4 separate regions of the Homo sapiens genome follow, and regions 2, 3 and 4 are each linked to region 1. The links are chromatin contacts, found by Hi-C or POLR2A ChIA-PET in ENCODE. All regions are on one chromosome and are shown on one strand. Each heading gives the region's core, a stretch centred on a gene start or an enhancer-like site at or near the end of the contact. The rest is flanking DNA. Distances are from core to core; before and after follow the strand shown.

Region 1 (6,464 bases), core at 2,211-4,710:
TGACAGAGCCAGGACTTGTCTTAAAAAAAAAAAAAAAAAAAAAAAGTAATAATTATTCAGAATAGAGAAAAGCACAAAAACTAAAATAAAAATTACCCATAATCCGATCACCCAGGGATAACATCTCTTACTATTTTATATGTCTCCTGCAAATCTTTTTGCCATTTACATGTATATGTTTCTTTATATTCTAATTTTTCTCTTAATATTATATTATACTTATGTCAGTACATTTTTAAAATGATTTTTAGAAGTTGTATCCACCATATAGATTATCATTAATTTCACCATTCCCATACTATAATGCATTTGACTATTAAAATTGTTCCACTCTTATAAAATGCTAAGTTTTAAAAAAAACTTTTGTTTTTTGAGACAGGGTCTTACTCTGTTGCCCAGGTTGGAGTGCAGTGGCACAATCATAACTCACTGCAGTCTCAAACTCCTGGGCTCACGGGATCCTCCTGCCTTGGCCTCCCAAAGGGCTGTAATAACAGGCGTGAGCCACCTCATAGGGCCTAATCACTTCTTAAAAGTACATTTCTACATTGGTCTTGTAGAATTCAAAGTGATAACTATGATATACAATAATAAAGTGTGGTGTGCTTGACTCCCTCCACGCCCAGCATCCTCCCACAAATTCTACTGAATAAACAATCAATATAGGGTATTAGATTAAAAAAAAAAAAAAGGAAGAAAAATGTATCAGCTATTCTCAGTCACTCTTCTTCTACCTGTGGTAGGAAAAAGGAAAAATCCCACAAAGATAAGTCTCTGACATCAGAGAAGGCAAGAATAACAAGTCAATTTTCCTGCTAGAGCAACTTTTGTTTTCCACCTAGAACAACGCACCATCAATTTAAGTAGGAATAGCACAAGGTTTATTATATACCAAACAACTCTATCTGCATCAGTGCTTTAACTAGGTTTTTGTAGGACATAGAATGCTTTGAAAAATTCTGCAAACAACAAAATATAATGTAACTAATATCACTCAGTGGAAAACCAAGTTTTATAATAGCAGTTATAAGAGTAATAACTGGCCGGGTGCGGTAGCTCACGCCTGTAATCTCAGCACTTTGGGAGGCCAAGGCGGGCAGATTGCTTGGGCTCACGAGTTCAAAACCAGTCTGGGCAACATGGCGAAACCCCGTCTCAAAAAATACAAAAATTAGCCAAGCACGGTGGTGCACGCCTGTAGTCCCAGCTACTTTTATTTTACAATTCTATTAATCCCAGCTAATTTTATTTTACAATTCTGCCATAATTTTTTTAATGAATTAATAAATGTCATGTAGTCTCTTCTTCTAGCCTCCCAATTATACTAAATACTATTCAAGTTACCAGAAATAGGACAACAGTTCCAGGAACTTGAGAATCAATAACTCTTTAAACCAGTGGTAATTCATGTGGAAAAGTTCAGAACAAATCAGCATCAACTTCCTGGCTCTCTTGCACAGACAAAAAATTCATATTGCTTCACCAATTTTCAAAAATGTAAATTTGTGTATATAAGTTTAAAACTTGGACCAAAAGTTATCTACATTTATTCCCAATTTGCGACTGGTATCAAGATCAATTAACTTTCTCAGCAAGTACACTGTTATAAAATTCCACAGTGATCCCAGAATGGAAGGGGCTTAAAAAATAATATAAAACAAAAATTAAACTCCACAGTGAAGTAGGTCTATGTTTAATCATTCAGAAAAAGAAAATTATGTAACATATTATATATAATGATGATGATAACATATGCTGTTCTGGACTCCTACTGAGAGCTGTGGTTCAAAGGGAAATCGTGAAAATAAAGTAAAAATTGCCGAAAATGTTTAATTCTGCCCAAAACAGTTTCCAAAAAAGAAGCCAAATATAATATTTTATTTTAAGTTCAAACAGGGTTCAAACAGCTCAGAAATTTTGTATACTTAAGTTTTCAGAAGTCGAATCCCAGAACCGCTATCAACATAAACTGAATAACTTGCTCAAGAGTCCTTACTTATTACCCAATCTTAGGTCCCCCAGAATACTTCTTAAAATAATCCCAAATGTACTACAATAGATTAGCGTAACCGGGGCTACGCTGTTTACAGGTGTCTCCACCTCCTCCCCCAAGGAGAGAAGAGGTATACTAGGGTAAACAGAAAATAGAAGGAGACTATATACACACCAAATAACAGCTTGTAATCTTCTAAGACTTCTTTTACATTCGGGCTATTCTTTTCATTAACGTATAATACATTTTAAAGAATAACATATTCACAGAGTAATACAATTTCTGCCCTCACGGGTCTCTAGCTGGCTGACACGCGTTTTCTCCTCAAATAAATACATGCCTGTTGACTGATGCCTGTCCTGCTGTTGCAAACAAGAAATAACTGTCCTATAAGACAAAAACCTCTCTCTACGGTTCTAGGCGTAACCATACGTTTGAATTAAAAGCACATTGGAACAACAACAACAATCTTCCAGCACATCTGTCATTTAAAAGCACGATAATGAAAAGCTGTCGCTGCGACCCAATTTTAGGTCACAAGCTTTTTACTGTTTTTCCTGCCCCCCACCTCCAGAAAACAATAAACTTCAAAGGGAATGGTGGTAACCAGGAACAGTTCCCTTCCCCCACCACACACCCCCCCAAAAAGACTAGAAAAAAAACTGGTCAACTTGGACGCTGGCCGCGCTCACGCAGAACCCGTGCCCGCGGGCCGGGGAAGGCTGAACAGACCCTGGGAGGAAAAGTGGGCCTGCAGGCACCCCGGGCTCCCCCCGCCGCCTGTCTCAGATACCGAGCAGGTGGGATTCCGGGAAGCCACCTCCGACTTACGTAACGGGCTTGTCAAAATCCCAGATCCAGGACCTCCCCCTCCCCGCCCCCACTCCCAAATAACAACAGCCCCAGGCCAGCCTGGAATAGAAAATCTGGAATGAAAACACAGGAGCCCCCCACGCGTCCGACGCAGAGGCGCGGGTGCTACTCTCAGCACCGCCGCGCCATCCCGGGGCGGACCGAGCCGCGGAGCACCTCCCGGATCTCAGGAGCTCTCGGGCGGAGATCTCGGCCATCCGTGCCTCCTCCCCGAACCCACCCGCCCCGCTCCCGCGCCCCCGGCTGTCACCTCTCCGGGCCGTGACAGCTCCACCTGCCACCGCTGCCCGGGTCGCCGCCCCCGCACTCACCACCCAGCTGGCTCCCGTGCGAGCAGCGGATCGAGCTCGGAGAGCGGCGCCGGAATCCCGCACGCGCGGTAGCGGAACACGAGGGGCTGAATGCCGCGGCGCTCTGAGCCCGCTTAGCTCATCCCCAGCCCGGCGCTCCGCCCTTCGCGGCACCCCCGCCCGCCCGCCCAGGCCTGCCGTCTCAGTCAGACGGGACTCCCCCTCCCCTCGCGGCCGCCACTGCCTCCGCCTCTTTCTCCGACTCTAGCCTCCGCGGCCACCGCGACCGGCGCCATCTTGGCAATGACGGAAGGGGCGGGGGCGGGAATCACGCCCGCGAGCACCAATCGAAGGCCGGATCTGGCCCGAGTGGGAGGAGAGGGCCGAGTTGAGGGTCGTGGGGTCCTAGCGCCAAACTGATAATGGGGCGGTGAAGGTGGGCGGGACTAAGTCGCCTTAGTCCGTGACGTGCGGTGTAGTTGGGGAAACGCACCGTGGTTCCCCGTCGGGTCAGGAGATCCCGAGCCCCAGGCTGGCGTGGGCGAAGCGTACAATCCCTTCACCTTTCGTCACCCAGAGGCACAAGAATCCAGTTCGCGCCAACTGACCTGTTTCTTCCTTCCTCCCCGGCACTCTGGGAGTCCTGAGATTGCCTTGCTCGGTTCGTCTCAGACTTGCTAGATCTGAGCAGCTGCTGCTCCTCCACCAAGGGTGCTCACATTCTCCAGGAAACTCCCTTAAGGGTTAGCAACCGCCGAGTAGGTTTCGGTCCCAAGATAGAAAGGTAAAGCGGGGAATTCAGGGGGTTTCTCCGAAAAGTACGTTGATGAAACAGCTATTGTTGACTGACGGGGTGTCGATTACTTTGGATTAATTGGATACGGCCTACTTAAACCTGACTGTGGCTCTCCACCATTGATGGCTGTTGACAGATGAGGTTAATAAAGCTTGATTACCCCCATGGGGTTGCTCGGGAGTTAAATTCTATAGTACCTGTGAAGTACTTAGTATAGTGCTTGAAAGTACTCAATAAATGTTAGACATTATTCCATGGACAAATGAAAGAAGAAACAGGACCCCCAAAATCCCTCTGCTTTAAAGTCAACTTTTCCTAAATTGCATAGCCTTTTACTAACCAAGTTTACAACTTTATTTCCTACCTCCAGTTCTTTCATTGTATTCATTCATTCAGTCAACAAACATCCATACAGAGGGTGCACAGTGGTGAGGGAAACAGAAAACCTTTGCCTTCAGGAAACTGCAGTTTAGTGGGAGAAGAGGGACAATAAAAAAGTACTTAAGCACATTTTAAGGGGAAACATGCTATAAAGGTTAGAAAAATAACTGAGGCCAGGCGCCTTTGCTCATGCCTGTAATCCCAACGCTTAGGGAGGCCGAGGCAAGAGGGTCAGCTTGAGCTCAGAAGTTCAAGACTAGCCTGGCAAAATGGCGAGAACCCTGTCTCCACCAAAAATACAAAAAATTAGCCGGGCGTGGTGGCGTGCGCCTGTGGTCCCAGCTACTTGAGAGGCTGAGGTGGGAGGATCGCTTGAGCCCCAGAGCCGGAGGCTGCAGTGAGCCGAGATTGTGCCACTGCACTCCAGCCTGGGTGACAGAGCAAGATTTTGCTTTAAAACAAAACAAAACAATCGAGTTGCATACTTTAAATATATGTAGTCCTCTGTATGTCAGTTAAAGCTGTAAAAAAAGACTTGTTTTTGACACAGAGTCTTGCTATGTTGCCCAGGCTGGAGTGCAGTGGCCTGATCACGGCTTACTACAGCCTCCCTCCCAGGCTCAATTGATCCTCCCACCTCAGCCTCTGGAGTAGCTGGGACTGCAGGTGCCCACCACCACACCCAGCAAATTTTTCTGTTTTTTGTAGAGACTATGTCTCACTATGTTGCCTAAGGCCGGTCTTGAATTCCTGGGGTCAAGTGATCCACCCACCTCAGCCTCCCATAGTGCTGGGTTTACAGGCATGAGCCATTGTGCCCTACCTTAAAAAGCTTTTTTTAAAGTCCAGTTGGGAACCCTCCCAATTCTTTACCCATTGGACACAGATTTAGCCTTTCATTAGTTTTAAGTGTTGCTAGACGTATCAGGTCAATTCCTCTTTAAGGAGTAGCTTGGCATATCAAAATATTCCACTAGCAGCAAAAGCACTCTTTTAGTTGGTTATACATGTATATGTGCATATATATATATATATACACACAAATATTTTCATCTACAGAGTACCAATTAAAATGTTATATAGTTGCATGTAGCATACACAATGAGATTCTAAAACCTTTCAAAAGTTTAAAAGGCGTGAAGGTTTTTTTAATCAGAGAAAATAGCTTCTTAAAGAACAATATTGATAAACAGTAGAAAACCAATACGCAGCATTTGACTGTGTACCCAGGAAGTATCGTACCTCAGAGCCCCCCTTAACAGTCATATCAGGAGTCCTCTCAACACTCCAGGCATATGTGACTATAGTCACAGTTAAACCTAAACCCTAGATGTGATTTGGGCAAGGGATTCTAACAATGTAGACATGAGCCAAATAGAATTTTTTGGATAATAAATTTTGGCCCCATGCCATTTCTGAAATTGTCATATTTTATATGTTGAACTGTATCCGGCTATTTCTTAGAAGTTATTTTAAAATGCTGTGATTTGAATGATGCATGAAGGAAAACTATGAAACCAATAACCATTTAAAGCAATGGAAGCGCAAGCTGTTGTACAGCCTAATCCTCTCCACCTGTTGAATCTATGCACCTTAATTGCTATACCAGAAGTTTCTCACATCTTTAAATGAAAACCTGGAGCCTCTAGAGAGCAATCCTTTTTTTTTAAGACAGAGTCTTGCTCTGTCGCCCAGGCTGGAGTGCAGTGGCGTGATCTTGGCGCACTGCAACCTCTACCTTCTGGGTTCAAGCGATTCTCCTGCTTCCCGGGTAGCTGGGATTATAGGCGCCCTCCACTACGCCTGGCTAATTTTTGTATTTTTAGCAGAGATGGGGGTTTCACCATGTTGGCCAGGCTGGTCTCGAACTCCTGACCTCAGGTGATCCGCTCTCCTCAGTCTCTCAAAGTGTTGGGGTTACAGCCATGAGCCACCACACCCGGCCCATAAAGCAGTCCTTGATAGCTATGCTACAGGGCTTCCTTATGGGTGAGAAAAACTACCAGGGATCTATGGCCTATTAGAAACTATTTAGATGTGTCACAAAGCAGAATCCATATTGACAAATTGTATTCACTGTGAAACAGTGTTTGAGTGACATTCCAATGTATTTAATCCAAAAACTAAAATT
Region 2 (6,464 bases), core at 1-2,500, 970 kb before region 1:
ACGTAATGGGTGCTATAGGGGACGTAATGGGTGCTATAAAGGACGTGACAGGGAGCAGGGTCAAGGCTACACAAGATCACGAGGACTGTCACTGGTAACACAAAGAGGTCACAAAGACGGAGAAAGGGCTTTGGGCTAACCGAAAATCCACCCTTAGAATATGCCCTGGGCCGGGCGCAGTGGCTCGCGCTTTAATCCCAGCACTTTGGGAGGCTAAAGTGGGCGGATCACCTGAAGTTAGGAGTTCTGAGACCAGCCTGGCCAACATGGTGAAACCTCGTCTCTACTAAAAATACAAAAATTAGCCGGGCGTGGTGGCGGGCGCTTGTAATTCCAGCACTTTGGGAGGCTGAAGAAGGAAGATCGCTTGAGCCCAGGAACTCGAGACCATCCTGGGCAACATAGCGACACCCTCTAATTAAAAAAAAAATACATACATATAAATACATACATATGCATACATTATATATATGTGTGTGTGTGTGTGTATATATATGTATATATATATATACACACACGCACCCTGCTACACAATTTCCATTTCTATATATCCAATTTCTATATATATATACACACAATATATATACAATTTCTATATATATACACACACACACACACACACATATACACACACACCGTGCTACACAACAATTTCCAGAGCGGCGGATGGGCACCGAGGATTAGGGAGCCTCAGGTGTCCTGCAAGGACCTCACTAGAACAGGGGTCCCTGCGCAGAAAGAATCCTCCTTCCCCGAGACCCAGGGCGAGCACATGAATCCTCAGAGTACTCTCCCCAGGAAGCAGGAGAATCGCCCGTGGGGAGATGCAAAGAGGGCTGCCGTGTAATAAGCGACTTCTGCCTTGTAGGTACATTCACTGGCTTATATGCAGCGGGCAGGTCTCACTCTTCCCCGTGTACAGACGTGGAAACAGGCTAAGAGAGGGAAACTCACTTGCCCTTCATAAGCCACAGCGGCTAGTAGTCAAAGTCAGTGTGATTCCCATGCCCTCGCGCTTCCCACCACCAAGGTGGGGACGAGGTGGAAAATATTCGGCTAGGGAAATCGCGGGGGACCCTGGGACCCTAGAAGCCGTGCTCCCTCAGGCTGACCCATTTGTTTGCACCCTCCCGCCGGAAACCCCTAGATAAATCAGGCTCTTTGCTCCCCACCTCTGGGTTCGGGCAGACACTCACTTGTGCCGACACTCAGATGAACAAGCAGATCGTAGCCGGCCTGTGGCTAAGCTCCGAAACTAGAAATTTTTCAAATGCTAGAGGCAGAAAATCACCCAATCACCGACTGGATCTTTAAATTCTCCAGCCACTCAGAGGTAGGGGCGTAACAATGGGCGTGTCTTTCTTTGCGTCTCTACTCCAGGAGCTTGGGCTGTACCAATTGCCTGCTAGAGGAAGGAGGTTTATGGTGGTGGCTGAGCATACCAAATCCAGTGGACGGCTGGGCGTGGTGGGAGGAGGCCGCCGCTGCGGCAGCCACCCGGCGGCGCGTGGTGTCGGGTCTGAAAACCCTACGCGACTCCGAAGATTTATTTTCAGAACCATCCTTCCAGCACACTCCCTCTCCCCTCTAGCCCGCACACAGAGGCTGGGCTTAGCCTTGGGGAAGATCTGCCTTTGGACTCTCACACCCCTGTTTACACTCACAGTACCATTGTCCAGTTCTGGGCAGACCACCCCAAGGCCTGCCCAATCCCTCCCCCGCCCCCAACTCTACATCCTTCTCTGCCTTTGTAAGGGACTTTACGCTTTGGCTCTCTCACCCACCTGAGGCCCATGAGTGAGAAACTCTGAGACCTGTGCCACGTGCCAGAGGGTACAGCGGAAGCGAGTAGAGTCTCTGTCTTCAGGGAAATTGTATCCCTCTTCTTGCACAGGATGCTGAAAGAATTTACTTTTAATCATCTTTATTATCTCATTGAAGCTTGGAATTACATAGCTGGAAAGGATCTTACAGGTGAGTCTGGCTACCTCATTTTACAGATAATGATAACTACCATGGATTAAATTGCCCTTTCCTTTCCTTTTTCCTTCTTAGGGCTCACTCTGTCGCCCAGGCTGTAGTGGAGTGCAGTGGCACAATCTCTGCTCACTGCAACCTCTGCCGTGGCGCGATCGTGGCTCACTGCAACCTCCGCCTCCTGGGCTCTGGTGATCCTCCCGCCTCAGCCCCCCAGGTAGCTGGAACTACAGATGCACACCCAGCTAATTTATATATATATATATATATATATATATATATATATATATATACACACACACACACATATATACACACACATATATATACACACACATATATATATACACACACATATATATATATACACACACATATATATATATAATTTTTTTTTCGTATAGACGGGATGTCACCATGTTTCCCAGGCTTGTCTCGAACTCCGGAGGTCAAACGATCCACCCACCGTGGCCTCCCGAAGTCCTAGGATTACAGGCATGAGCCCGGACCTTATTTTTCAAATGAGAAAAAAGCAAGGCTTCCAGAGATTTTACTGAAGGTCACATAGCTGATATGGAGAGCAAAACCAAACATTGAACCCAGATTACCTGCTCGCTTAATCACTCCATGGGGCTTAGCTACTACACCACACTGCTCCCAGTCTGTTAGCGGTAGAGGGTGATGACTGAAAGTTGTCCAGGTTCTTGGCGTTTTGAACAAAGAATTGGACAAAATGCCCATCAAAGCAAAGAAAGAATGAAGCAACAAAAGAACAAAAGCAGGAATTTTTTGAAAACGAAAGTACGGCTAGGCGCGGTGGCTCACGCCTGTAATCCCAGCACTTTGGGAGGCCGAGGTGGGGGGATCACTTGAGGTCAGCAGTTCCAGACCACCCTGACCAACATGGTGAAACCCTGTCTCTACTAAAAATACAAAAATTGCCGGGTGTCGTCGTGGACATCTGTAATCCCAGCTGCTTGGGAGGCTGAGGCATGAGAATCACTTGAATCCAGGAGGCAGAAGATACAGTGAGCCTGGATCGTGCCGCTGCACTCCAGCCTGAGCGACAGAACGAGAACTTGTCTCAAAACAAACAACAACAACAAAAAACAAAAACGAAAGTACACTCCACAGTGTGGGAGGGGACCCGAGATACAGAATTTTCTTGGGTTCAAATACCCCCTAGAAGTTTCCCATTGGGAACTTTACGCTTACTTCATGTAACTGAAGTGGTAGCGATAATCAGTCTGATTGGTTGCAGACAGCAACCATTCAGCCACCATTCAGAGGCTGGAGTGAAGTTACAAAGTTGCAAACGAAGACTGGACCCACACTCCTATGATTTGTTGCAGACAGCCAATCTCCCATCTGCCAATCTCCCATCTGCCATGCGGGAAACGTCAAAGGGAGTAGCCTTTGGTCCTTTTGTTCTTGTCCTTACTTAGGAGTGGAAAGTTAGAGTTTTCCTTTTTTTTTTTTTTTTTTTTTTTTTTTTTTGGGAGACAGCGTCTGGCTCTGTGCTCTGTTGCCCAGGCCGGAGTGCAGTGGCAGGATCTCGGCTCACTGCAACTTCTGCCTCCTGGGTTCAAGCGATTCTTCTGCCTCAGCTTCCCAAGTAGCTGGGACTACAGGTGCGTGCCACCATGCCCATTTAATTTTTGTATATTTGGTAGAGATGGGGTTTCACCATATTGGCCAGGCTGGTCTCGAACTCCTGACTTCGTGATCCGCCTACCTCGGCCTCCCAAAGTGCTGAGATTACAGGCGTGAGCCACCATGCCCGGCCAGGGTTTTCTTTTTTCTTCTTCTTCTTCTTCTTATTTTTTTGAGGTGGAGTCTCTATTTGTTGCCAGGCTGGAGTGCAGAGGCGCTATCTTGGCTCACTGCAACCTCTGCCTCCCCCATTCAAGCGATTCTCCTGCCTTAGCCTCCCAAGTAGCTAGGACTACAGGTGCATGCCACCATGCCCAGCTAATTTTTGTATATTTAGTAGAGACGGGGTTTCACCATGTTGGCCTGGATGGTCTCAATCTCTTGACATTGTGATCTGCCCGCCTCGGCCTCCCAAAGTGATGGGATTACAGGTGTGAGCCACTGTGCCCAGCCGGGTTTTCCTTTTAATTTAATTCTAGGAAGTCGGCGTGAAACAGCCTTAGGTTCCCTGCCTCCAGACCCTGTTCTTCTGCCTCAAGGTGACTGGCCTAGCTTCATGAAAGGTATAACCTGGACTGGAATCTCAGCTAGTAACAGCCACTGCAATGCCTTTCCAGTGGATGCTACCCTAAGCAGGTTTCCATAATGTCTCAAGCCTCTGTTTTCTCAAAATGGGAGAAAGATAAAAATAGTCTAAAATTGATTGGTGATAGTTGCACAACCCCGTGACTATACTGAAAACCATTGAATCGAATGCTTTGAATGCTTAAATTGTATGGTATGTGAATTATATCTCCATAAACCTGTTAGAAATCTTTTTTTTTTTTTTGAGACAGGTTGTCACTCTGCCACCCAGGCTGGAGTACAGTGGCACAATCATAACTCACTGCCGCCTTGACCTTCCTGCTCAAGTGATCCTCCCATCTCAGCCTCCCAAGTAGTTGGAACTACAGATGACTACCACCACGCCTAGCAAATTTTTGTATATTTTATAGAGACTAGGGTCTCGCCATGTTGCCCAGGCTGGTCTCGAACTCCTGGTCTCAAGAGATCTGCCAGCCTCAGCCTGCCAGAGTGCTGGGATTACAGGAGGGTGCCACCATGCCTGGCTGGAAAGAAATCTTGAGAGATATTTTTCTTCTCCAGTGTTGTCTTGACATATATTGAATATCAGTGGCATGCGTCATTGTGTATGAGTAAATGAGTAGGTTAAGAAAAATTTTCAGCTGGGTGTGGTGGCTCACGTCTGTAATCCCACCACTTTGGGAAGCTGAGGCAGGTGGATCATGAGGTCAGGAGTTCAAGACCAGCCTGGCCAAGGTGGTGAAACCCCATCTTTACTAAAAATACAAAAATTAGCTGGGTGTGGTTGCAGGCATCTGTAATCCCAGCTACTCGGGAGGCTGAGGCAGGAGAATCGCTTGAACCCAGGAGACAGAGGTTGCAGTGAGCCAGGATCGCACCACTGCACTCCAGGCTGGGCGACAGAGCGAGACTCTGTCTCAAAAAAAAAAAAAAAAAAAAAAAGAGAAAAGTTTTCAAGGTCATTATGGTAGGCAGAATAATGACCCCCTTCCCCAAAATGTCCATGTTCAAATCCCTAGAATTTGTGAATATTATCTTACATTGGCAAAAGGGACTTTGCAGATATGATTAAGTTTTTTTTGTTGTTTGTTTTTTTTTTTTGAGGCGGAGTTTCACTCTTTTTGCCCAGGCTAGAATGCAATGGCATGATCTCAGCTCACTACAATCTCCACCTCCCGGGTTCAAGCAATTCTCCTGCCTCAGCCTCCCTAGTAGCTGGGATTACAGGCATGCGCCACCACACCTGGCTAATTTTGTATTTTTAGTAGAGACAGGGTTTCTCCATGTTGGTCAGGCTGGTCTTGTACTCCTACCTCAAGTGATCCGCCCACCTCGGCCTCCCAAAGTGCTGGGATTACAGGCGTTAGCCACCACACCCGATCATGGTTAAGTTTTTTGAGATGAAGATGTTATTCTGGATTATATGAGTGGCCCAATGTAATCACAGGGGAAAGAAGGAAACAGGAGTCAGAGAAGATATGACAAAGGAAGTAGAGTTGAGAGAGAGAGAAAGAGAGACGTGAAGATGTTACTGCTGGCTTTGAGGTTGGAGGCAAGGGCCACAGACTAAACCAAGGAAGGCAGGAGCTCTCTAGAAGCTGGAAAGGGCAGGGAAATGGATTATCTCCTGGAGTCTCCAGAAGAAAAACAGCTTTTGATTTTAGTACAGTAGGACACATTTCAGACTCCTGGCTTCCAGAATGACAAGATGATAAATTTTTGTTGTTTTAAGCCACTAAATGTATGATAATTTGTTATAGCAGCCATAGAAATAAGAAACAAATACAGCCACATAGAGAGAAAATGAAAGAGCTGGGATTATGAACCCAGGTCTGTTTCCAAAGCCTGTGTTCTCTCTTTCCACTGCTCTCTGCTTACAATGGGCCTAGCGCACTTACACACAGGGGAAGCCAAATCCCTTACCCTGATTCTGTGTGCAATACCCCAGACTGCTTCAAGGGAAGGCACCAGAATGTCCCAATGGATTTTCTCTTAATATGTTTTTTTTTGTTTTGGCTTTCAAACTTTTTTTTTTTCTTTTTTTGAGACAGTCTCGCTCTGTCGCCCAGGCTGGAGTGCAGTGGCGCAATCACGGCTCACTGCAAGCTCCGCCTCCCGGGTTCACGCCATTCTCCTGCCTCAGCCTCCCGAGTAGCTGGGACTACAGGCGCCCGCCACTACGCCCAGCTAATTTTTTGTATTTTTAGTAGAGACGGGGTTTCACCGTGTTAGCCAGGATGGTCTCGATC
Region 3 (6,464 bases), core at 2,961-5,460, 950 kb before region 1:
TTGTGCCAGAGTCTTTGCACTTGCTCTTCCCTTTGCAGGAAATGCCCTCCCCCTTCCTCCCCACCTCTTTGTGTGGCTGTCTTTTTTGTCATCATTTAGGTCTCAGCTGAAATATCCACTCTTCAGAAAGGCTTCCCCCACCACACATACCATATCTAAAAATGGGCTCCCCCAGTTTCTATTTTTTTTTTTTTTTTAGACGGAATCTCACTCTGTCGCCCAGGCTGGAGTGCAGTGGTGCGATCTCGGCTCATTGCAACCTCCACCTTCCGGGTTCAAGCAGTTCTCTGCCTCAGCCTCCCAAGTAGCTGGGATTACAGGTGCCTGCCACCACGCCTGGCTAATTTTTATATTTTTAGTAGAGACGGGGTTTCACCATCTTGGCCAGGCTGGTCTTGAACTCCTGACCTCAGGTGATCCACCTGCCTCGGCCTCCCAAATTGCTGGGATTATAGGTGTGAGCCACCACACCCAGCCACAACAGGTATTTTTTGAATGGACGAATCAATGAATAAAGAAACCACTCCAAGTCCTGATCCCTCTATCTCTTTTCTAGCTCTTGAATCTATCCTCCACATCTTCGTAACCACTGCTCTGGTTCAGTGGTTCAGCAAGTTGCATTACATCCAACTTGGATTTCTGGAATAATCTACTCAATGGACTACCCTGTCTTTCTTGCCCATATTGCAGTCATGAAAATGAGCTTGTAAGATGAAAATGAGATTGTGTCATACCTCACTTCAAGCTTCAGTAGCCCCCTGCTACTTGCAGGAGGAATTTCAATCCCTTAGGTCAGCACTCAAGGCCTTTAGTGCTCTGGCTCCTGCTGCCTCGTTGGCGGCATCTGACCGAATTCGCCTTCCCCATCCTGCCCCCAACACATATGACCACATAAAGACTGCCTACAATTCACCTAACAAGTCAGGATATTCTACAAGTTCTCACTTTTGTGAGATGTTCTCTTGTCCTGAACTTTCCCTCCGCCCCTATCCAACTAACCCTGCTGGAATACAACTCAACCCCTCCTCTGGGAGCCACTCTCACCACACACCATGTACTTTTTCATCAAAGTCCTTCTCAGGGCTGGGTACCATGTCTGAGGTCTATAATCCCAGCACTTTGGGAGGCCAAGGTGGGAGGATTACTTGAGCCTGGGAGGTTGAGACTGCACTGAGCTGTGATTGCACCACTGCACTCCAACCTGAGTGACGGAGCAAGACCCATATTATTATTTTTTTAAGTGTCCTTATCAGGACTTGTCTACCTTCCTGCTGGTTTGGTTCATCAGCTCTCCAAGGCAGGACCTAGATCTTACGTGGTGTGGTCACACGATGCTGCCCAAAGGAGTCATGTGGAGTCAGGCAGGGTTTGAATCCAGTCAAGTGGCCTTAACCAGGTCATCTAACTTCTTCAAGCCTCAGGTTCCTGATCTGTTCAATGAGGATAACAATTGTATCTATTTCATGGATACTTTCGTGAGGATTAAATGAGATATAGGGAGAGTTTAGAATACTGAGTAGATAACAGGGGGCCTTACATTCTTTTCAGTGAATAATTGTAGGATGATGCCTTAGAAAGCACCCCCACTTAAGGGGCACTCAGTACACTTTGCAGAATGATTAAATGGTACACACACAAAACAGACCCCCACACCTCCCAAACCTTCAATGACTTCCCATTGCCCTGAGGTTAAAATGTGGTCTCCTCCACACAACCTACAAGGCCCTCTCTGCACAAAGCTGTCTGCTTTTCCAGACTGGCCGCCCTACATACACATGCTGTGCTGTTCATGCCTCCATGCCATTGATTACACGCTGTCCCCTCTCCCTAGAATGCCTGTCCTACCCCTTTGTCCTGGTTCTGGTGCCCCTTCTCTGTGCATTTACCTTCTCATTTAACACTCGGCATTCTCATCTTCTTACATGCCTTTCTCCCCAGTAGAGGACAGGGATCCTGAGCTCTGCCATTATCTCCCAGCCACTATTGTAGGGACTGACAGACAAAGAAAATAAAATATGTGTTGAATGAAAGCACACAGTATAGAGGCAAAACCAGAGGGTTTTTTGAGCTAGATGGGGAAACTGAGGCCAGAGTAGTTCTCAATGGCTCATTCCCCAAAATGACAGAACTATTTGGATGTCAAACCAACCTGTCCTCACTGCTCTCTCCCTACAAAGGGCTGCTTCTGTGTAACAAAATGAATTTCCCCAGGGTCTCTGGTCTGCTGCAGGTGGAGCATGAGTTTCCAGATACAAGATCTTCTGAGTCCTTGATCATTGGAGTAGAATGCTGCACAGCTCTGCAGATTGAGGGAGTAAAACCATGTGGTGGCCGAAAGAGGTTGCTACATATACAGACTATCTCAGATCCTCAGCCTCAATTTTCCTTCATCTTTCCTTCCTTCCTTTCTTTCTCTCTTTTTCTTTCCTTTCTTTCTTTCTCTTTCTTTCTCTTTTCCCTCCTTGCGTCCCTCCCTCCCTCCCTTCTCTCTCTCTCCCTTTTTTTTTTTGACAGAGTTTCACTCCTGTTGCCCAGACTGGAGTGCAATGGCGTGATCTCAGCTCACTGCAACCTCCGCCTTTCGGGCTCAAGCGATTCTCCTGCCTCAGCCGCTCAAGTAGCTGGGATTACAGGGATGCACCACCTCGCCTGGCTAATTTTCTATTTTTAGTAGAGACGGGGTTTCTCCACGTTGGTCAGGTTGGTCTGAACTCCCGACCTCAGGTGATCAGCCTGCCTCAGCCTCCCAAAGTGCTGGGATTACAGGTGTGAGCCACCGCTCCCAGCTCTTTCTTTTCTTTCCTTCCTTCCCTCCGTCCTTCCTTCCTCTCTCCTTCCTTGTTTCTTTTCTTTCTTTCCTTCCTTCATTTCTCTTTCTTTTCTTTTTCTTTCTTTCCTTTTTTCCTTCCTTCCCTCCCTCCTTCCTCTCTCTCTCCTTCCTCTCTCTTTCTTTTCTATTCTTTCTTTTTCTTGACCAGTGTGATAATATCAGCCTCAATTTTCTTCATTCCTTTAGCTAAAGGATCCCAGGCCTAGGCATGAGGGAGAAGTGTACCTGCATCTCCTTCCCCCTTGGCCTGGGAGCCCCAGGCTGCCCTTTTCCGTACAGGGCTGGAAGTAGCCTGGGAGCCTGAGGGCTGGCAGAAGGCCGTGAAAGGGGAGCTTGGTCGCTGGCACAGCCGCTGCTATGGCAGCCAGAGCCGAAGAAGGTCACCATTGATCTCACATGCACTTAATTTTCCCTTCCTTGGCATGGGACGGGGTTGACCAGGAGAGCTAAGGGGGAGTATGCGTGTGTGTGTGAGAGGGGAGCGGTGCTGCAGGCTGCGATGCAGCCAGTTACTTTCTCTCTCTGGGCCTCAGTTTCTCCAATGTAAAATGAGGGCGCATGGTATAACTAAAATCATTACTCTCTGCTGGTCCCCACACTCCCACTCTCCAGTAAGGCTGTCAGGGCTGCAAGCTCACCGCGGGATCGGGGGGATGGTCGACCCTCAGATACGGGAGGGATTGAGCGATGCCCAAGGAGAGCAGGAGAACACTGCGCTTGGAGACCCCTGAGAGCCAGGGGCGGGCCGCCCCCTAAAGGGACCCCGGAGTCCCGACTCTCAGCTCCAGCTCTTCCTGTGACACCACCCTCCGGACAGAGACCCAAGCTCCAGGCCCGGCCCCGCCCAGAGGTTCCAGGGAGAAGACCAGGCCACCGCCCACTGCCCGGCGTCGGGGAGGAAAGAGGAGGAGCCTCTGTGTGCCCACATCTCTGGCCGCCCAGGGCAGCTCGGCTCGGTCTCGCAACCCCAGCCCACTGGTTCGGGAGACCTCAAAGGCTCCACCGCCAGCGCCCCCAGCGCTCACTGTGTGCGCCCCACCCCAGCCCTGCCTGCGCGCCGCTCCCGCCACCCTCGCCTCAGTCTCTGGGCCGGAAGCCCCCTCTCCTCCCCCGCCGCAGCCCCCTCCTAGTCCCTCTCCCTCCGCCGATGCGGGAAACCTTCTCCGCCCCGTCCCGCCCTCTTCCTCCAGTTGCATCTCCGCCCGGCTCCTCCGTCCAGTCTCCAACCCAGGCCCCGCCCCTCCCCACCCATTTCCCGCCCTGGGCCGGGCCCCCGGCCCCACCGCCCCCTCCCCGGCCCCGCCCCGGCCCCCGGAAGCCTCACCCCGCCCCCGGCCCCGCCCCCCCGAAGTTTCTTGGGCCCCCGGCAGCCGGCGGGACAGAACGCGGAGAGTCGCCGCCTGGCCGGGCGTAGACGCGGTGGCAGAGCCCGCGCGGCGCTGGAAGCGAGTGGCGGAGCGGCGGGACCTCGGCGGACTCGCCATGGAGGAGGAGGTGAGGGCGGGGCCCGGCGGGGCGTTGGGCTGGGGTCCTCGAGCCCCTCACGGGGATTGCGGTCCTGGGCTCAGGCCCTCGTTCCTGCCCGCCCCACTCCCGCCAGTCTCACCTCAGGAAGAGCCTGGGCAAATGGGGCAGGGGCGAGGGGCTGGATCCATATCGGGGACTTCGCAGACCGCGTCCTCCTTCATTCTCGCTGACTTTCTCACCAGTTGTGGGGCGTCGTGGTTGTTACCGTTCCCATTGGATTGACCAGGAGACTGAGACTCCAGCGAGATTGATGACTTGCTGAAAGTGGCCTGGGTGACTGGGCTCGAACCCCGATTACCGTGGTCGGATCCTGACTCTCTCTCTCTCTCTGTGTGTGTGTGTGTGTGTGTGTGTGTGTGTGTCGGATCCTGACTGTGTGTGTGTGTGTATGTGTGTGTTGGGGGGTTCCTGTCTCAAGGATCGGATCCTGACTCTGTGTGTGTGTGTATGTGTGTGTTGGGGGGTTCCTGTCTCAAGGATGTGACCATGCTTTGGTGGCAGGAGGATTGGAGAAGTTGCTTTTTTCTCCCTTGTATAAGTCTCTGTATCTTTTCCCCCACTCTCTCCCCGCTCCACATCCATCTGAGCAGCTAGCTGTAGGGAAGGAATCGGGAGTCCGGCCCACCTAGGGTCTGATCTTAGTCCCTGCCTTCCCCACCCGAGGGCTGGACCAACTGTGTCCCTGGAGCCTCCTTCTAACCACTCAAAACACTCTTGGCCTGGGATTGGGTCTTGCCCCTGCCCCTGCCCTTTACTTGCAAACTCAGTTCTGCCAGCAGCCGCTTTATCCGAGGGTCCAGCACGCAGCAAGCACTTAATATATGCCTGTGGAATGATTAAGTTAAAATGAGGGGCCTGTTGGGTCTAGAGGAAGGTGAATTTGTTTCTTATCCCCTGAGGGGGTCCCAGCTTCAGCCCCTCTCAGCCCAAGGGAAGGGGCATGTCTTTGCCTCCTTGGATGGGGAGGAAAGATGAAGTTCTCTGCCTTGGGGGAACCCTGGCCAGCTGGGAAGCCCTGAGTGGACCGGACTGCCTGTGTCCCTTCAGTGCCCACCTCCCACTTTTCCAGGGCCATGGATAGGAGCAGCTAGTGGTCCGTCAGGGCTCCCTCTAGGCCAGGCCCTGCCTTTCTGTGGGATGGTAGATAAGTCACTTCCCCTCTCAGCCTTCATTTCCTCTTCTACAAAATATAGTGCCTGTCCTCCTCATACTCCTGGCCTGACAGTGGCCGGTTCTCTCAGTGGGTGAAGGTAGGGGGCAAAGTCAGGCCTCTGTGATTTGCTGCGGTTTCTTTCTGGCTGTTAGGTGGGGCTGCCATCTGCCTGCCCCAGGCCCCTGCTGCAAGGGCTGGGCTCTCTGGCCAGGGCCCCTCCCCTGCTCCCAGAGGATGTGGGTCAGGATTACTCCATCTCCTGATCTGCGCTGGCCCCTGATTAAGGGAAGTTCTCCGGACACCTCCTGGGCCCGGCTCAGCTCTGTACACCCTTGGTCCTGAATCTCTCACATTGTCACTTTCTTTTCTTTTTTTTTTTTTTTGAGACGGAGTTTCGCTCTTGTTGCCCAGGCTGGAGTGCAGTGGCGAGATATTGGCTCACCGCAACCGCCACCTCCTGGGTTCAAGCAATTCTCCTGCCTCAGCCTCCTGAATAGCTGGGATTACAGGCATGCACCACCACGCCTGGCTAATTTTGTATTTTTAGTAGACATGGGGTTTCTCCATGTTGGTCAGGCTGGTCTCGAACTCCTGACCTCAGGTGATCCGCCTGCCTCGGCCTCCGAAAGTGTTGGGGTTACAGGCATGAGCTATTGCACCCAGCCTATATTGCCACTTTCTGACTCCTAGATGCCCAAAGCTCTCTAAATATCTGGGCCATCTAAGTTCTTGTCCACTTTACCCAAGCCCCTGCAAGCCTCACCCCCACAGCAGGGGCTTCCTTTCCCTACTCCCCTTTGGCATCCCTAACTCTGCTTTCCTCCCACTTCTCCCAGTAGCTTCCGCTTGTTGCACTAGGCCTCAGTGCCCATCTTTGTTTCTCTAAAACACCTCTTAGGTCATAGCCACATGCTCTGCCCCATGATCCCAGGCCATCTTCATCATCTCTTTCAC
Region 4 (6,464 bases), core at 2,321-4,820, 900 kb before region 1:
TCCCAGCAGAGTAACTTTGCCTGGAAGCCTGGTCTCTCTAGCTTTCTTCCTAACCACAGGGAGCTATTGCATTTCAGGGTATCTTACTCTAAAGGCATGCTGGGAGGAGGTGAGCACTCCTTTGCTACCTGTCCTGGAGTTGACCAAGCCCAGGGGGAAGTGCCTCCTGGTGTCCAGCCTAAGTCCCCTTGCTGCAAAGTCAGTTCCTGCTCTTGTGTTCTGTTCTCAGTGGATGTGGGAATTAGTTAGAGACCCTCCTCAGAGGGGCAGCCTGATGATATGGAAAGGCTTATAGGACGCTGGGTTCAATCCTGGCACTCCCACTGTCTTGCTGTATGCCCTTGAGTGGGTACTCAATGCCTCTCTCTAGGTGTGGGTTTGCTCATCTGTAAAATGAGGAGGCCAGTTTTGACTGTGAACCCAGCCCTCTTCCCCACTTCCCCTCTCCCATTGCAGATGGGATGGGTAGAAGGGGCAGGGGCTCCTGCCTTTTCCTACTGAGCAACTAATTTGTGTTTCTCCTCTGGTCAAGGATGTGGGAACTGGGAGGGAGCAGGGCAGTGTGGGATGGTGGAGGAGAAGAAGTTGCTGATGAGAGTGGGAGGCTGGCTGCCACTAAGCCCTTCCCTACTGGAAACTCCTTCCCTGTCCCCTCCCCCAGACAACCTCAGGAAAGGGTCTAGGTGTTTCCACAGTGGTCTAGGAAGGGCTAGACCAATGTGGAGTGGACGACATGCCTGGTGTCTCCCTCTGGAGAGTGCACTCTGGATACTAATCTGAGTCTCCAAAAAGGAGAAAGGGTTAGGGATCATTTGGTCTCACCTTCCCTCCTGCTTTTACAGAAAGGGAACCAGAGAGGTATAGTGACTTGTTTATGTCATGCAGTGACTTGACAGCACAGTGGGACATGAACTTGGAGTCTTGGATGTGCAGTCCTGATCTTGCTCCCAGCACTGCTCAGGGAAGACATTCTTCCTGCTCTGCCTTCCCACCTCTCCTCCCAGGCTCCTGTGATCCCCACAGGGAGAGCTAGAGCTTCTATAAAAACTGCTGTAATTGATTCTTAACAGGAAGTGAGGGCTTTTTCACTTTGAGTTGACAACCACAGCAGCTACACACACACACACACACACACACACACACACACACACAAACACACACACAAACACAGACATACAGTTAAGGTTTAAATATCTGTCCCCTCTGAAACTCATGTTGAAACTTATTCCCCAATGTGGCAGTAGTGAAAAGTGGGATCTTCAAGAGGTGATTGGGCCATGAGGACTCTGCCCTCATGAATAGATTAATTCATTCATGGATTAATGGATTAATGGGTTCATGGATTAATGGGTTATCACGGGAATTGGACTGTTGGCTTTATAATAAGAGGAAGAGAGATCTGAGCTAACATGCTCAACCCCATCACCATGTGATGCCCTTCAGGGCCTCAGGACTCCGCAGAGTCCCCACCACCAAGAAGGACCTCACAAGGTGCAGCCCTTCAACCTTGGACTTCTCATTCTCCAGCACTGCAAGAAAGAATTCCTTTTCTTTATAAATTACCCAGTTTCAGGTACTCTGTTACAAATAACAGAAAACCGACTAAGACACACACACCCCAAGTTTGTACACAACCATGTGCACACACACAGTCACTTGCCCATACTCCTACGCATTCAGGCACCCAGCTGGGAACACAGCGTGCCTTTCTTTCTAGTGCCACAAGATACCCATTTATAGGCTTCCAGCTTGTGCCCTCTGACCTGCCTTACATTTTGATAGTAGAGGGTGGATTTGAGGGGGAAGAGCAGAGACCACAAGACCAGGCAGGGTTTCCTCAGTGGCTGCACTGCAGGGATTCAATGGGCAGCAAAGGCCCCCACACCCCAGGCTGGGCCTCATGGCTGAGACTCATCAGTCTTGGGCCTGGAGGGGCTGCTCTCAGTCTAACAGGCCTGACTGACAGGGAAACCACCAATTTGTCATTGGGTTCCAATCCCGAGTAGCTGGGATTACAGGCGTGCGCCATGACGCCTGGCTAATTTGTTTTGTATTTTTAGTACAGATGGGGTTTCACCATATTCGCCAGGCTGGTCTCAAACTCCTGACCTCAGGTGATCTGCCCGCCTTGGTCTCCCAAAGTCCTGGGATTACAGCCGTTAGCCACCTCACCCGGCCAGACAAATGTTTGTTGCATGAATGTCTTGCCCCTCACATCTGTGTTCCGTCCAGCCTTCCTCGCCTCTCCTTTTTCTTGGTGCCCTGGCTGTGGCCACAGTACTTTCCTAGGAGGAGGCCTATGCAGGCGCGTAAGGAACTCGGTGAAGGAGTCAGGGCCCCCAACTCGGCTCTCGCGAGCTTGCTGTGTGACCTCAGGCCAGTCACCTCCCCTCTTCTGGCCTGGGTTTCCACACCTGCACAATGGGAACAGCAACCTCAGCTGCCTGCCGTCTCTGACGTGAGGGCCAAATAAGAAAAGGTGAGAAGCTGGTCGCAAAGCGGTAAAAAAAGCCTTCAGCGCCGAAGCCGGGGAGGAAGCCGCTGATGAAGCTATTGCTGAGAAGTGTGAAGCCCCCACCCGAGGATCCGCTTTTGAAGAGGGACCCGGGGAACGCGTAGGGGGAAACTGCCTTCCTCTTCCCTCAGTGGAAAGGGCTGTGCTCATGTCACTGTGAAACGAAGCTATTTTTATGTAGTACAACTGCGATTATGACAGGGCCTCTTCCTGAAGGGGAAGGGTGGGGAGGAGACCTGAGTCATCAGTGGGGCGGCCGGCCCCACAGGCTGACACAGGCAGCTTGTGGAAACCAGGCCCCCCGCCCTGCCTTCCGCAGGTAGAGGCCCCAGAGAGGGGAAGGGGCCGACCACCTGCTCCCGAGCCATTCTCGGGCTCGGCCAGCCATTGGGCTGGGAACCTGTCAATCCTGGTTGATCTTCCAATGAGCTGTGAACTGGTCTTCCGGGAGGACTTACAGGAGGCTGGAAACGGGGCCTGGCGCGCGCTTCCCTCTCAGTGCGAGGCTGACTGGTTGGACTCGCCGGGCTCTACTGTGGGCCCCACGCTATGTTTAGACGCCCGACGTGTCCCATTTTATTGAACTCGTCCTGCCCCCCAAGTAGGGACGATTTACCTCCATTTTCTAGATAAGGCACTGGGGGCTCCGCGAGGGGATGTGGCGGACTGGAGCCCAGCTGCACTCCTGACGGGACTGAATGCGGGGCTGAGGGAGGCAACAGGAAGAATGAGTATTTTCTTTACTGGAAGGGCAGGGAAAGGTTTCTCTCAGAAGGTGACATTTGAGCTGGGCCCTAAACAATGAGCAGGATTTAGCTGTCTTGAGGAGGGGGAGAGGGAAGGGCATGTGACCCGGAAAGGATGCAGCCTGGGCAAAGGCAGGGAGGTGTGCATGGCTTGTTTGGGGGTGTCGAGCAGGTCGGGGGGGCTGGGTGGGGAGTGGCCGCGGGGCGTAGGTAGGGGAGGGCCTGGCATGACAGGCTAAGGGGTGTAGGCTCCTTGGGGTTCCTTCAGCGCTGTGCAAGCCCTGAGCATCCTCCCAGAGGTGTGGCCCTGCAGAGAGAGGGGAGGGAGCCCACTGGGGGAGGCGAGCTGAAGGAGTGGCCTGTCAGGTGGGTTTCCTGCCCTGGAGCCTGAGCTCAGGCAGTGGCTGCCGTGCCCCGCCGCCGCCCTCTTCTGCCGCCTCCTCCACGCCAGCACTTTTGCATGCAGTACTCCCTTCAGTCGTCACAGCCACCTGCAAGGTGAATATTACCACCTTTATTTCATAGGGGAGGTAACAGGTTTAGAGAGGTTAGAGGAGCCGCCCCAGGTCACACAGCCCCTCTTGATATTCTTCAACAAAAGAATCCTCTCTGACCCCTGCTCTCAGTCAACGGAACAACCAACAACCTCCTTCCTTCAGAGAAATAGGGACCCTGAGGCTGCAACCCAACTGTAATCATCTGCCTCCAGGCACCCTCTGCACAGACTCAGCTGTTAAATATAGATGGCCGCTTAGAGATCCTTTTGTTCTCTTTACATATTACAGATGGGGAAACTGAGGCCTAGTGAGGAAGAGACTTGCTTGGGGCCCCACAAATGGACCTAGATTGGCGAGCCTCTTTTGAGCCAGAGTCTCACTGGGGTTCTAGCCCAGCTGGGAAGTTGAGCAAAGAGGGATAAGTGGGTTACAGCTCAAGGACTGGGGGTGCCTTGGGGCTTCTAGGAGATGAGAGCCGAAAGGCATTCAGCCCTTTAACCCCACTCCAGAGCTTCAGACTGTTCCTTCTCAAGACACTTTACTGCCATCTGTCTGAAAAGTGTGCTAATAAATATGCAAATTTTGGTGACTTGAGAGGACTGGTGTCCTCTTGAGTTGTACAGGGCACAATTTGCAGATTTGTGAGTGATCACCAAGCCCCGAAGATGCAGCGAGGTCTCTGGCAACTCCCTTTCTCAGTCCCTTCTCTATTCCTCTCTTCTTCTTTGTCCCTCTCAGACTGGGACTGGGGGTGGGGGCAGGGGGGGGATTTCCTACTAGGGTGGGAGGAAGAAGGGTGAAGGAAGTAGGGTAGGAGGAGGGGAAGTGTGGAGGACAACAGAGGGAAAGGGTAGAACTTATTTCTGCTGTCAGAAACCGAAACCAAAAGTCCTGGCAGGAGTTAATGTGAGAGGGAGGTCTGTAGCAAGAGGCTGAGGAGCAAAGCCTTCACATCTGAGGACAGCAGCCCTGTCAGAGACACCCTGGCTGCAACCTCGGTGTCACTTAGACCAGGGCTTGCCTCTCATGCTGACAAGAAGCATGCAAAGGCAGTCTGTTTTCTCTGGGGATACCAAAGGCCCCTCCAGACCTTACAGTGCCCAGCACTGGTGTTAGGATCACTGCTGGAAAGGGGAGGGGGCACTAACTCAAGTCACCATGTCATCTAATAGCCCAAGAGTGGGTGACCCTTTGTCTTGTCTGGTATTAGTCTGTGTGGACCTGCATACACCCATGAGGCTGAGGCTGGGGGCAGCCGGCATCTGTGTGTCTAGCATAATGGGGATCCTCTTTCCCCAAGTCAAGCTTAGGACGTGTGGTATAACATAGATTTTTGTGATCCACCTGGCTGTGAGAGGTCATTTAGGTGCCACAATAATGGATTCTTTGGGGCACTTCATACTCTATTATAACAATAGGAGAAAATGTTTGCAACTTGGACTTGTCTTTTAAAATTCAGATTGTGTGGCCACTATTTCTTGTGAACTTTGTGATTCAACGAGCCAATTGTGTACTGGGAACCCAGATGGTGCCCCTCCCTTGAGGCTTGCTGGGTCCTCTGTGTAGGGATAGACTCTGTTCCGGGCGCCGTGGCTCCCAGTTCCAGACTGGCAGCCCTTTGAGCGGCTGAAACTTTAATTCATCTTTGTATCTCCCATGATGATAGGAACCTCCTGTCTCCTCAGGGGTTCTCAGAGTGTGAGTTTCTGGCTTCTCCATTCATCCCTCTGAGGCTGACATATCTGTGCTGGCTTCACAGAGGCAGAGAAGAATGGGGAGCATGCAGGGGAGGTGGACTGATGGATCAGGGCACAGGGGAACCTGGCTCCACCATTTCCCAGCCCTGAGGCCTTGGACAAGTTACATTTCTGAGTCTCAGTTTCTTCATCTGTAAATGGGGATGATTTAAATAGTTGACTTTTACTGAGCATGTTCTCTGGGTCAGGCACTGCGTTAAGCATATTGCAGGCAGACTTATTCAGAAAGCATTTATGAGGGCCTCCAATGTGTAAGGAACACCACAGTGTCAGAAGGAGAGGCTTGAAGAAGATAGGTGACTGGCCAAGGTCACATGCAGGTGAAGGAGTGGCAGAACTTGTACCCCAGAGCCCACTCTTATAACGAGCCCTCTGTATTGGATGGCCCCAGCAGACCCGAGAGGACAGGCCAGTGGAGAGCTCAGCATGGAGTCAGGTGGGGGAGACTCCTCTGTTCTCAGTGGAGGCCAGGCCCAGCTGTCCTGGAAGGAGCTAGAAGCCTGAATTCAGGTTGTGGAGCAGTGAGAGTCCAGCCCCACACAGGATGCCATGGGAGGAGGCCCTTCAAACCGGGATTCTGAAAGAACACATCCAATAGAAGGGGCAAGGGCTGCTGAGGGCCCTGAGGAGGGGGCGTGGGCTACCCATGAGCAGGCCCTTCACTCGTGGCCTCAGCTGCCCCTGCAGAAGGCTGGAGCCTGAGAGGAAGCCAGCCAAGTGAGCGGTGGAGGAGGAAGCTGGTCACATTCAGTTCTGGCTGACTCACGGGATCTGGGCTGAAGGACATATGTCTGGGAGTGCCCCAGAAAATATCTCACTGATATGGGAGATTTACTGGACTGCCTTTGGGGATTAGGCGTAGCCTCCCTTCCCTGCACCCCAGGGAGTGAATCCACTTCCCCACCCCTACCAGTGACCTCAGGCAGATGGCCCCAGGTAGAGAAAGCTG

The links. Hi-C counts contacts between places; a loop is a spot of excess contacts on that map. ChIA-PET counts read pairs that join two places held with the same protein, here RNA polymerase II (POLR2A). Pooled maps may share reads with other maps.
Region 2: a loop to region 1 is called in a pooled map, with 4 times the contacts of the local background. The contact joins the promoter of PIF1 here to the promoter of DENND4A in region 1. A Hi-C loop is called at or near these places in 1 of 50 pooled maps. POLR2A ChIA-PET finds 5 or more read pairs at or near these places in 2 of 52 experiments (activated CD8-positive, alpha-beta memory T cell and activated T-cell).
Region 3: a pooled map shows a loop between it and region 1 (4-fold over the local background). The contact joins the promoter of PLEKHO2 here to the promoter of DENND4A in region 1. A Hi-C loop is called at or near these places in 4 of 50 pooled maps.
Region 4: a map of naive thymus-derived CD4-positive, alpha-beta T cell shows a loop between it and region 1 (6-fold over the local background). The contact joins the enhancer-like site here to the promoter of DENND4A in region 1. A Hi-C loop is called at or near these places in 1 of 168 maps with a recorded cell type or tissue (naive thymus-derived CD4-positive, alpha-beta T cell), 1 of 37 single-sample maps with no recorded cell type and 10 of 50 pooled maps. POLR2A ChIA-PET finds 5 or more read pairs at or near these places in 1 of 52 experiments (activated B cell).

What each region holds. Positions count from the first base shown.
Region 1 is chr15:65,788,833-65,795,296 of GRCh38, forward strand. It overlaps DENND4A (DENN domain containing 4A), which reads right to left and starts at 3,461. Exons shown (of 33, transcript NM_001320835.1): 1 at 3,178-3,461. It overlaps LOC105370866 (a long non-coding RNA gene), which reads left to right and starts at 3,641. Exons shown (of 3, transcript XR_932372.2): 1 at 3,641-3,940. RefSeq lists a silencer at 3,018-3,347 and enhancers at 3,349-4,314, 3,538-4,157.
Region 2 is chr15:64,824,397-64,830,860 of GRCh38, forward strand. PIF1 (PIF1 5'-to-3' DNA helicase) reads right to left here and starts at 1,251. Exons shown (of 13, transcript NM_001286496.2): 1 at 1,173-1,251. RefSeq lists enhancers at 1-194, 1,384-1,513.
Region 3 is chr15:64,837,705-64,844,168 of GRCh38, forward strand. PLEKHO2 (pleckstrin homology domain containing O2) reads left to right here and starts at 4,211. Exons shown (of 6, transcript NM_025201.5): 1 at 4,211-4,324. The coding sequence starts at 4,313. It overlaps LOC124903508 (a long non-coding RNA gene), which reads right to left and starts at 2,452. Exons shown (of 4, transcript XR_007064682.1): 1 at 2,150-2,452; 2 at 1,887-1,992; 3 at 1,316-1,430. RefSeq lists silencers at 3,734-4,053, 4,064-4,503 and enhancers at 4,311-4,834, 4,867-5,418.
Region 4 is chr15:64,891,246-64,897,709 of GRCh38, forward strand. No RefSeq gene overlaps it. Among named protein-coding and RNA genes, the nearest start is that of ANKDD1A, 17 kb to the right of the region's middle. RefSeq lists enhancers at 2,189-2,298, 2,449-2,758, 3,553-4,151 and silencers at 3,299-3,348, 3,389-3,438. Within about 2 kb of position 3,571, at least 37 of the 41 ENCODE cell types and tissues checked have a DNase peak (open chromatin) inside an H3K27ac peak, as active enhancers do.